2 separate regions of the Mus musculus genome follow, and region 1 is linked to region 2. A link is a loop called in an ENCODE intact Hi-C map of the cell type or tissue named here. Cell type or tissue: heart. All regions are shown on one strand. Each heading gives the region's core, and the rest is flanking DNA. Links, peaks and the distances in the headings are about the cores only. Region 1 holds the start of Adamts5 (a disintegrin-like and metallopeptidase (reprolysin type) with thrombospondin type 1 motif, 5 (aggrecanase-2)). Region 2 holds the start of 4930556C24Rik (RIKEN cDNA 4930556C24 gene).

What was found. Hi-C counts contacts between places; a loop is a spot of excess contacts. Peaks named below come from ENCODE experiments on the same cell type or tissue, not always from the same donor. Only the 100,000 strongest peaks of a DNase experiment are listed, where the experiment ranks them.
Region 1: a loop joins it to region 2, with 2.4 times the contacts of the local background. A loop is called at or near these places in 2 of 42 quality-filtered maps.

What each region holds. Positions count from the first base shown.
Region 1 is chr16:85,897,071-85,902,448 of GRCm38, forward strand. Adamts5 (a disintegrin-like and metallopeptidase (reprolysin type) with thrombospondin type 1 motif, 5 (aggrecanase-2)) reads right to left here and starts at 4,055. Exons shown (of 8, transcript NM_011782.2): 1 at 2,094-4,055. The coding sequence starts at 3,197. It overlaps Gm46558 (a long non-coding RNA gene), which reads left to right and starts at 2,730. Exons shown (of 3, transcript XR_001781962.2): 1 at 2,730-2,927; 2 at 3,761-5,378. In heart, for the core only: CTCF peaks have their summits at 2,384, 3,192 and 3,853; DNase peaks (open chromatin) are centred at 1,431, 2,481, 4,051, 4,631 and 1 weaker place; H3K4me3 peaks cover 2,887 bases; H3K27ac peaks cover 2,311 bases; H3K27me3 peaks cover 308 bases.
Region 2 is chr16:85,818,266-85,823,643 of GRCm38, forward strand. It overlaps 4930556C24Rik (RIKEN cDNA 4930556C24 gene), which reads left to right and starts at 946. Exons shown (of 4, transcript NR_040506.1): 1 at 946-1,042. In heart, for the core only: a CTCF peak has its summit at 2,012 (motif pointing right); no DNase peak of the experiment used is centred there; H3K27ac peaks cover 284 bases.

The sequences.
Region 1 (5,378 bases), core at 182-5,181, 79 kb after region 2:
CTGGGAAATAATTGGGAAAAGTATGTGTGGAGAAGAGCAAACGGTGAGAGGTCTTCCAGTTAAGTTTTAGAATTATGAACAACGATTTTGTATTAAACTGAAAGAAAATTATTGCCATGATTGGCAGTGTACTGCCTTTTGGTGTGGTCTGTCTACAAAAGTATTTTTTCCTCTTTCTTTAGGGAACCTCCTTCTACAAACTCTCCCAAGCCTCCTTCTTGGCAGGCAGTCATTATATAGCAACACAAGGAAATCCAGACGTGGAAAGTTGCTTATGAAAAAAAAAAAAAAAGACTTGGAAATCAAGTGAGAAAAGGGCTAGTTTTACAGAAGAACTTTACAGGGCAGCCTACAAAATGCCTGTTGCACCATTATTTTAAAAGCTAGTGCAGGGCAGAGGAATTAAAGGGTGGCTTCCAGACCATCTCTGAATGAGATGAAAGCTTTTTCATTGCACCCAGAGCTGTGATGCCTACTTCTCCCTGGATACTTCTTTTGAGAACTTTCTTTGTGGGTTACAATTATGTCCACCTCATGATCTGCAAACGTTTCTCTCCTTTGACTTTATCAACACTCTTTTCTTCATACCATGGGCACCTTAACAAAAATAGAAAAATTAGGTAGGGAAGTTTTAGCACCCTGAAACCCCTAGAGTATGCCATTGAATTATCTATCCTTCCTCTTTGGTTACAGTTTGTAACTGTACACTGTCAAAGAGTTTGTTGTTACTTAAAAGTTATACTGGATGGATTTCACACACCTAGAATGATCCTTAAACATTAGTCCTTCACAGGCATTTGAAAGGGCACAAGTCAGGCAGAGAAATTGAATTTGGCAATAAGCCAAGCTTAAATCAGACTTAGAACACATCATGATGCTAAGATTAAGAAAGACAGGGAAGTGCTCAACATGGATGGTGGATGTATTACCAAGGCAAACTGAGGAAAGAAGTGGAGAGCAAGACCATGACACGCAGGCATGGTGTCTTCTAGGTATGCCATGCATAGTCACGGCAGTCATGCAGAAAATGAAACTGTGATCATCGATAGAACACACACACACACAGACACAGACATACACACACTAGGAGGGGGCTAGTTGGGAAGACAAAATTCAACAAGGATGGTAATGGGGACAGCTTTCTGAATGCTCAGGCTCACAACTATCAGCAGGACTTTTGGTCTGAAACGTCACGCTGACATGGTGGTCTGGTAACTGTGTAAATAGATGTGTTGCTCCCAGAATGTCTGGGCTCATAATGATCCATCTCTTTTCCTTCTCGGTAACCATCACCCTTAACGTGGGGAAGTCCTTGGAAAACGTTCTTCCCCACATCCTGAAGCTCTGCCCAGAACTTCAGAAACACATTCATCCAAACCCCAAACCTTCCAACTGGATTTGACCCTTGTTTGGCAGTTGGGCGGGAGGGTGGTGCTTCAGATGTGCTGGTAGAGGGCCTGGGGTGGGGGGTGGGGTGGGGGGTTGTCCTCACTGCTGATTGGGCTTCCGCATCCCCTTGACCCTCCCACATTCCTTCCTTCTCAGGAACTCAGATTCCAAGGTGGATATGTCAGAAGCCCATTTGGAAGCCACATTAGAAAAAGCAGTCCTTTGGAAAAGACCAGTGTTGCAGAAGAGTTCGTTTAAGGACATTTACAAGGGAGGCCATCAATCAGATAAAAGCAACTGCCAACTTTCAAGTCCTTCCCATTAAGTAGGACAAAGTAGTACTTTCGTCTTCACTGGGAAGTAGAAAACATGCAATTTCAGACGACAGTCTTACTTTCCTCCTTTTGCCATGTAACTGTACACCTCCTTATCGCGGCCATACACCACAGTGTCCTGTCTGACTGGCGTCCAGCCTTAGCGAGTGTTGATCTCATAAAGTCGCCTCACTTAAAGCAGAGATTACTGCAGAGGCTCACCGAAACACCTGAGTGTAAGTGGGGGCTGAGTGGTTTGCATGCAAGATGCATTTAAGTAAATCTCTATTGAGTGACAAGTCCTTTATGGGAGAAGCAGAGCCACTAGCAAGACCTGCCCTTCCACCAGTCTTTGTATCCCAGGGCTGGGCACCCACCTTCTGTACCTACCTCTCGGGTGAACAGGATGGCTGCATCGTAGTGCTCTTCGTGATCATCCCCTAGCTGGTTATGTTGGTGCTGCCATTTGCAAAAGTTCTTGAGGGTCGTGGCCGCATTCTTGCTCACCTCCAGACTCGTGTCCTTGTCCGTCAGCACCACCACCTTCACCACCGCCAGGCGGATGTGGTTCTCAATGCTTGCATGACTGTACAGCCTGTTGGCGATGGAGGCCAGGGTCAGCAGGTAATGCTGCAGGCCCCGCCCATACATCCTGGCCATGGACGAGTCAGCCACCAAGAGGAGCTCCACCTGGCGGGCCCTGGAGATGGAACGGCGCCTACGCCTCCACCAAGTCTGAGGTCCCGCGTTCCCAGATGGCGAGAAAGCTGAGTGGTCCAGCAGCTGCGGGGCCAGCGCTGAGCGTCTCCTAGATCTACTGTGCACCGAGGGGCTCTCTTGGGGCCCAGATGGGGATGCAGGAGTCTCGCAACTGGCGCGTGGCGGCAGGGCCTCGAAGCTAAAGCCCTCGCGGTTGTAGACATGCAGGATGCGGGAAGATCCATCCCCATAAATTCGTTCATACTCTGCCCAGGACCCACGCAGGAGTGGCTTTAGAGTGTAGCGCGCATGCTTGACTGCAAAGAAGCCATCGAGACCCCCGCAGAGGTCAAAGACAGCTAGGGATCGAGGGCTGCCGTCCACGGTGCCTCTGTAGAAACAGTGACCCCGGTGGCCAGAGGATGCGCTCAGCCCTCCTCCTGCAGTAACGATGCTACCAGCAGCACCCACTGTGTCATCTCTCTCCAGGTCCAGCAGGAACCTCCGGCCGCCCGCGTAGACAAGGTAGCCCACTTTGCCACCGCCAGAGTAGAGTTGGTCTATATTCTGGACCAGCCCGCCGCTCCTGCGCTGCCCGGCCAAGGGTTGTAAATGGCCTCGCTCCCGTGTTTCCTCCCCCTGCGGCTGGTCCGGCTCGGCGGCCGCTGCTGCAGCCTGAGGCTGCCTGGTTTTATCCTGGGCAGGTGCCGCGGCGGGGCTGTCAGCGGCCAGGGACAGGCAGGACGCGCTCAGCAGCAGCAGTAGCAGCAACAAGGGCGCCCACTCGAGCCGCATAGTGCGCTGCCCGCCGGGAGGGGCTGCGCGACTGAGTCTAGCTGGATGCTTGCTATTTGCTATAGAAGTTTCAGGGGCGGGGGTGGGGGGCTCGCCCTCCCACCCACCCACCCACAGCCGCACACTCTACACACTGGCGTGCAAGGTTGAGTCAAGTGTCCAGGAAAGGGTAGGGGGAATCCGCAGCAGAGAGCCAGCCTGGCCTGGCACCGGTGCCACTGTGAGAACTTTTTCTTTGTTGGTTTGGAAAATGTTTGGAATGGAGGTCCAAGAGACGGAGGAAGAAAAATTTTAAATAAAATAAAAGAAAAAAAATTAAATAAAGGGTGGTGTTGGTGGGAGTAAAAGCCAAGAGGTGGAGAGCAACCAAATACAAAAAAGGAGAGAGGCCCAACGCAGACAAGATCTTTGCACAAACAGATCAAAACAAACGAGCTAAGAGAGTAAGAAGGGCGACCGCGCTGGCCCGCAACTGGTGCGCGTCCGCTCCCGCCCCCTCGAAGCCCGGGGCTGGCGGGCTGCAAAGCTTCCAAGCTCCGACCCACTTCCTTTCTTATTCTCAGGGCTTCCTCGGCTCCGCTGGAACCCGAAGGCAGGGAGAAATGAGACGGGAGAAAAGAAAAGGAAAGAAAGCAAGCAAAGGAAACACCTAAAAATGTTTAAAATCAAAAGCTAGGAGGCGGCCTGCGGAGAGCCAGCGAGGCGGCGCGTCCCGGTCCCTTCCGTTGCCGCGTCCTCCCGCCCGGGATCATCCCCAGTCGGCTGCTACGGGCGCGGAGAGCGGCTCAGGCGCTGTGAAGATGCGAGGAGGTGGGACAATGAATTTATAGCGGCGTGCCATCCTGCAATGGCAATTTCAACAATTCGTCACTGCACGCTGCCTCTTAAAGGGAGAGCTTCCCCCACCACTCCCACCCTTCCCGGTCCGCGCCTAATCTGATGGGGGAGGGAGCAGCGAGAGGAGGAGGGTGATCGAGGAAAGGCAGACCGGGAAGGAGGAAGGGGCCAGAACCTAGCAAGGTGGAAGGAGGGACAAAGGAGGGAGTAAGGGTGAGAAAGAGATTGAGAGAGAAAAAGTATTTGGGCAGAAAACAAGAAAATTCTCTTGGCCTCATTTAAAGCCACAGCAACTCCGGTTCTGTGTGGTATTTCACAACCAATCGGGGTTGGCTAACCTCGGCTTACCTCATCTCCTGAAGGGGTGTTTTGGTGTGTTTTTAAAGTCTCTCTCTGCCTCCTTCCCCTTGCTGTTCTTGAGCGGGATATGAAGTTCTTGCTTCATTTTGCCGGCCAGTGCGCTCTGGCCTTGTAGACCTGGTAACTTCACTGGTCAGGGCAGCCGCCTGTGCAACCCCAAGTCCCTCTCTCTTTTCCCTGGTTCTCTCCAGTCGGTCCCGGTAGCTGATTTCCAGCCTCCTCATCTCCTAGCTTGTTCACGTTCCAACACTTGCTGACTTCGGGCTAGGGGTGACTAACTTCTCCCGGCCATCAGCTGAGCAGCCAGGCAGCCACCGGTGCTTCCTGGCGCGTCTCTGGGCATGCAGCACTGCGGTGACCCCAACAGGGCCGGCTGCGGCCTGGGAAGTCCTTGGCTTTGTGTATAAATGGCGGTACTCCCAGCTTTTTTTCCAGGGCATAGTTGGTCAGTGCCCACAATCTGTCACTTATCCCAGCCACTGGAACTCTGAGCTGTAGGATGTCAGGGTGGGAAAGAGTTAACTCTTGAAGGGGAATCTGCACCCCCACCCCAGACTTTTACATTTGTGCTCACACTTTCTGGCAAACACTCCTTTGTTTGTTTACTTGCTACTCTTCTTATAAGTCAGCCACTCACTGTCAGCCCTCTCATTTTCAAAGCTCATATCCCAGGGAAGAATACTTGAGGGGAGGTGATTGGTGGTTATTAGTAGGCAGGTGGCATGGCCCCTGCTACTCAGTTCCTCCATCCTTTGTTTCCTCTAATTATCAATTCTAAGAAGGTGAAAGGAAACCCTAGTGACTTTCTCACAGCAAGTTGACCTGTGCCAGGGTCCAGTACTGGTCTCTGCACACACCCCGGGATAATTTACACATCTCCATCCCTTTTAACTCCACTCCTTCAGAGGAGAGCAGGCACACTTACATAGCTTTTTCAGATGATACATTCTCACGGAAGGTACCACGAGGGCCAAGACTGGAGAA
Region 2 (5,378 bases), core at 111-5,110:
AAGAGGATCGGGGACAGATGTTTCATTTAGTACTGAGAACTCCATAGTATTTTTGTTCTCTGAACTTAGGCACATTGTAGATTTCTGTGTTGATCATCGTATACTGCAAACAATGCTTCTCTGTTGTGGGTTGAGTGATAGATGATAAGTCACCGGGAGTCTCGTCACTGGTGATTTAGAAGAATGGTAGTAGGTTCTCCTGTGGCTTCTCTCATGTGGGTTGAATGATGGATAATAAGTCACTGGGAGTGCAATACAACACCCATTTAGAATAATGGGTAGGCTCTCCTATAGGGCCTGTGTCTGGTCTAGCCACAGACTCTTCATTGGGTAATGGTGCTATCTATGTATGGGTTTCATCTTGTGCAACAGGACTTAAATCCAATCAGAACGTGATTACTTCCATGATGTTTGGAGTTTTACTACAAAAGGGAGACTCAAAAATTATAAATAGATGCTGTGTTTATTGACTTAAATAAAATTATTTCACTTTTCTTTCTTTGATTTATATTTTGCTTCTTGGTTTCTTATTTTTAGTGATGGGAACAGAACCTTGAGAACTAAGATGAGTGAGTAATATGCCACCTAGATTCTAATGAGTGATTGATACACTATGACAAGTGTCACACCCCAGTCAATCATTGTTCCGAGTTATATAACCTTAAGCAGAGAAATCTTAGTTTGTGGTCAGACCGTCATCCTTGTCAATTTTGATATAGTAGATGTGACGGACAGTTCTGTTACTGTGCTATAAAATTTGGGAAGCAGGTATCTCACCTCACCTGCATCAGCTCATTTTATATTAAAGTGTAGGTGACAGGCACCTCCTCTGGCATAGGTGAAGAGGAATGTCAGTTACAGGCAGTTCCTCTGGCATAGGTCAGCAGGGATGTCAGTTACAGGCAGTTCCTCTGGCATAGGTCAACAGGGATGTCAGTTACAGGCAGTTCCTCTGGCATAGGTCAACAGGGATGTCAGTTACAATTACTTCTCTAGCATAGCTCACCATGAATGTTAGCCAGATGCACCTTCTCTGGCATAGGTGAGCACAATTTCCAGAATTAGAATTTTAAGACTTATCTCAGGTTTTATTTCTCCATTGACAAACCTGAAGGGTTAGGAAGCTTTTCAAATTTTTCTCACGGTCAAAACAGTGACACTTGTCCTCTACACAGCCATAGTTGCTCCCTGACCTTGAAATTAACTAAACAAAAAGGAGATGAAATAGTTTGAAAACTTGTTTAGATGAGTATGAATGCCTGGGTTGCTGTTGCTGGACAAGGAAATGGGATAGACAGATGATGAATCACATGACTCAAAAACACATGTAAGGAGATTTCACTCCATGCTACTGGAGAATGGAAGTGAACAGAGTCCATACAGGTACAAAAAAAATTATACAGTTAATGTGAAGAATGTACTTAGCTAATTCAGACAGATGCAGATATCCACGGCCAAACAGTGGATGGAGCTTGGGGACTCTTGTGGAAGAAACAGAAGCAGGATTTAAGCCTCTAAGGGGGTAGGAATTCCACAGGAAGACCAACAGAGTCAACTTACCTGGATCCTTGAGGCTCTCAGAGACTGAACCACCAACCAAAGAAATTGCAAGAGGTAGACGTAGGCCTCCTGCACATATGTAGCATGTGGGTCCTAATTAACTGTCCCAAAAGCTGTTGTCTGTACGAGGGTTATGTTCTTCTAGTTGTGCTGCCTTGTCTGGCCTCAGTAGGAGAGGATATGTCTAGCCTCATGGAGACTTAGTATGGGGGCATACCTAGGGAGACCCCCACCTCCTCAGTGGAGAAGGAGATGGGGGTGTGGATTATGGGAGCAGGTGACCACGAGGGGAACAGTGAGTGGCTTGTAAAGTGAATAAATAACAACAACAACAGCATCAGCAACAACAACAACATCAACAACCACATGAAATACTCTCTCAAGCATGCACATACATACAGAGACCAGATTTCCAGTTCTCAATTTCGCTGTTATGTAATAACAAGACCACCCAAAAGGTGGCACTAAAAAACAGTTATTATGTGACTCTTAGGAAAGTTTAGTGAGGGAGAAAAGCATTCGGATCAGTTGCTGGCCTTTTTTACTTCCTAATTTCAAAAACTTTAATTTGTCTTCTCAGCAAACTTTTAAACATTAAACAGCAGCTGTCCTAGACCCTAGCTTCTATTTCAACTCAACACAAAGCCTTGGAAATTAATTTGTGTATAGTTAGTGTGACAACTTCTAGCTTACATGACTAGTACATGTACATAATTTAAAAGATTCATCAGAAACCTCACCCATTACCAAATAGTACTAACAAAATTTTTATCTTGGATTTTGATAAAACAGATACTATTATCTGAATGCAAACGCATACCACTTTATGTCTCAGGATTATAGGAAATGCTAATAAAAATGTCTCATTGGACACATACATATTTATACTATGTTAGATCAATTTTATGTATTAACTGTATATATGTATATGTATGAAATTATAACTTCTGTGTAATTAAACTTGCCATCGTATAGGTACATTAAGAATGTGTCATGGCTGGTTGATATCCTTGGGAGGTCTCCCCTTTTCTGAAGAAAAAAGGGAGGGTGAGTAGATGGGGGAGGAGAGATAGAGGGTGACTTAATCAGGGTTTCTATTCTTGCACAAACATCACGACCAAGAAGCAAGTTGGGGAGGAAAGGGTTTATTCGGCTTACACTTCCATACTGCTGTTCATCACCAAGGGAAGTCAGGACTGGAACTCAAACAGGTCAGGAAGCAGGAGCTGATGCAGAGGCCATGGTGGGATGTTACTTACTGGCTTGCTTTCTTATAGAAGCCAAGATGACCAGCCCAGGGACGTCACCACCCACAATGGGCCCTCCCACCCTTGATCACTAATTGAGAAAATGCCTTACAGCTGGATCTCATGGAGGCATTTCCTCAAGGGAGGCTCCTTTCTTTGTGATAACTCCAGCTTGTGTCAAGTTGATACACAAAACCAGCCAGAACAGGGGGGAAAGTACTGGGAGGAGAGGAAGGAGGGGAAGCTGTGGTCAGGATATAAATAAAGTAAGTAAGTATAGAAAGAATATGTGCATTACACATGCATATACATGATTACACATGCGACTTCTTTCTTTCTTTCCCTCTTCACTTGGTTCTACTTTTTTCATTCAAATGGGAGGAGTCAATAAGCAAATACACAAAAATGTATATATTTCAGAATGTGATTAGTAGCTACAAATAACTTAAATACAAAAAAAAATAGAGACATAAACATTATCCTAGTTTTAAGGAAACCAGCAAACACACTCAGCAAATGAATTTTAGAAGCTATATAGTTTTGCTATGCTATCCCCAGTGACCATGGCATGGGAAGAAAGAAAGAAAAATGGGAACCATTCATGGAACATTCATATTTCTTATGAGAAGTGACATTACATAATCTTCCCCATCGCAGGTGGGTCACATAATGCATAGCAAGAGACAGAGTTCTTCCTGAATTTCTTAGCATCACTACATCACTATAAAGACACACACACACACACACACACACACACACACACACACACTCACTCACTCACTGCCCATAGCTAAAAATCACATAAGGAAATAAAAATTATGGTCCATGGTTCAACTTACATTTCTCCTTTCAGAACATTGGGAAGTCTCATTAGAAGCTTCTTTTCAATGAGTTACCATTTACTGATGACATACACGAACTAATAAAGATGTCCTAGATCAAATCTGATGTAACAAAGTAAAATTATTGCTAGCATCCAGAAAGCAATGAAAAGTGGGTAATTGTCATGGTCCGGTTTTCTTAGTTTCTTCAAGCAACTATAATAAACATACCATTAATGGATTATTTTATATATAAGAGAAATCTATTTCTGTAAGACAGAAAGTTGAAAATTAAGATGAAGATGTATTTCATGCCTAGTAAGGACTTGATGTCTTTTGACAAACATCCTGGAAGATGGACTTCTCCTGTACTTCATGTTCTATTGTGGGAGTATACACAAGACTGTTTCAGAGTGTGCTAGTAGGTCGTTGTTAGAGAGACTACTTAGAGGGGATAAAGGAAAGGAAAAAGATGTTGTAACTATATTGTAACTTCACAAAAGCAGCATTTGTAAGCAGGAGGAGGCTTGCTTTTCTTCCCTGTCATTTCTTCTCTGTGTGGAAGACTCCTTTGATGCCAGACTCTCAGCTGCCCTCACTACTGCACTTAGTCATACACAGCTGAAGTCACTGGGAAGGTTCATGTCATAGATAAGTTTGCAAAGACCATCTGGGCAAGAGGACCCGACATCATCTGCCTCTGCTAACCGCTGAAGATAAGTTCAGAAAGGATGATATCAAATGTCTGTCTTCTCCCACACATGATTGTTGCTGTTTTTTGTTACAAGTGTTAATGAGACCACGTTTCCATGCTGTGACATACCCTCCCTTTGACTCTATCCTAGTTGCAAAAGCCTGGCCGTTCTGTGGTTGCTTGCTCAGCATTTCTATCATTTCTAGCAGTCATGGATGCCGAGATTGTCAGCAAATGCAGTATATCATTTCAGACATCCTTGGTCTGCTTTACTTCACCCCTTTCCTTAAATTATTTCTGTTGGACTAGCTCAGGAATTGTCATATTAAGTGTTATAGCACAAAAAAAATTCCACAGCCGTAAGAGCATCTGTAGCTTTGTAGTGTTTCTAGTGGAGATCAGAGGTTGAGTCAATAGAAAGTTTATAGGAACCTGAGACTTGTTTGCTCATCAGCATTAATTCTTTACGCAACTCAAGGTCAATGGTCCTAGAGAATCTTGAAACTCTATAATGTCTAATCAATACGGATATTTCTGGTGTGTTTGTAATTAGAATGTTTTAACATATATTCAGTGTGTGTGTATGTGTAGGTGTGTGTACATTTGCATGCTTTTTATTCGTGTATGGGTGGTTTCATGTGATGTACCACATTTGCCAACAATCTCTACATTCAAGATTAATAGAGATAGTAGGTCACAGGTCAATCTCAGGTTCTATTCACCTTTCTTTTTCTTTTTCTCTTATTTCCTTCCTTCCTCCCTCCCTCCCTCCCTCACCCCCTCTCTTTCTTTCTTTCTTTCTTTCTTTCTTTCTTTCTTTCTTTCTTTCTTTCTTTCTTTCTTTCTTCCTTCCTTCCTTCCTTCCTTCCTTCCTTCCTTCCTTCCTTCCTTCCTTTTTTGAGACAAGCTCTTTCACTAGCCATAAGCTTGCCAATTAGGTGAGGCGGGCCAGTCAGTGAGTCCCAGAAATCTACCTGTTTCCTCCTCTACACTATCCCACAGCAGGGATCATAAGCATTCACCATCACTTCTATCTTTCTTGTTGACATTTTGTAT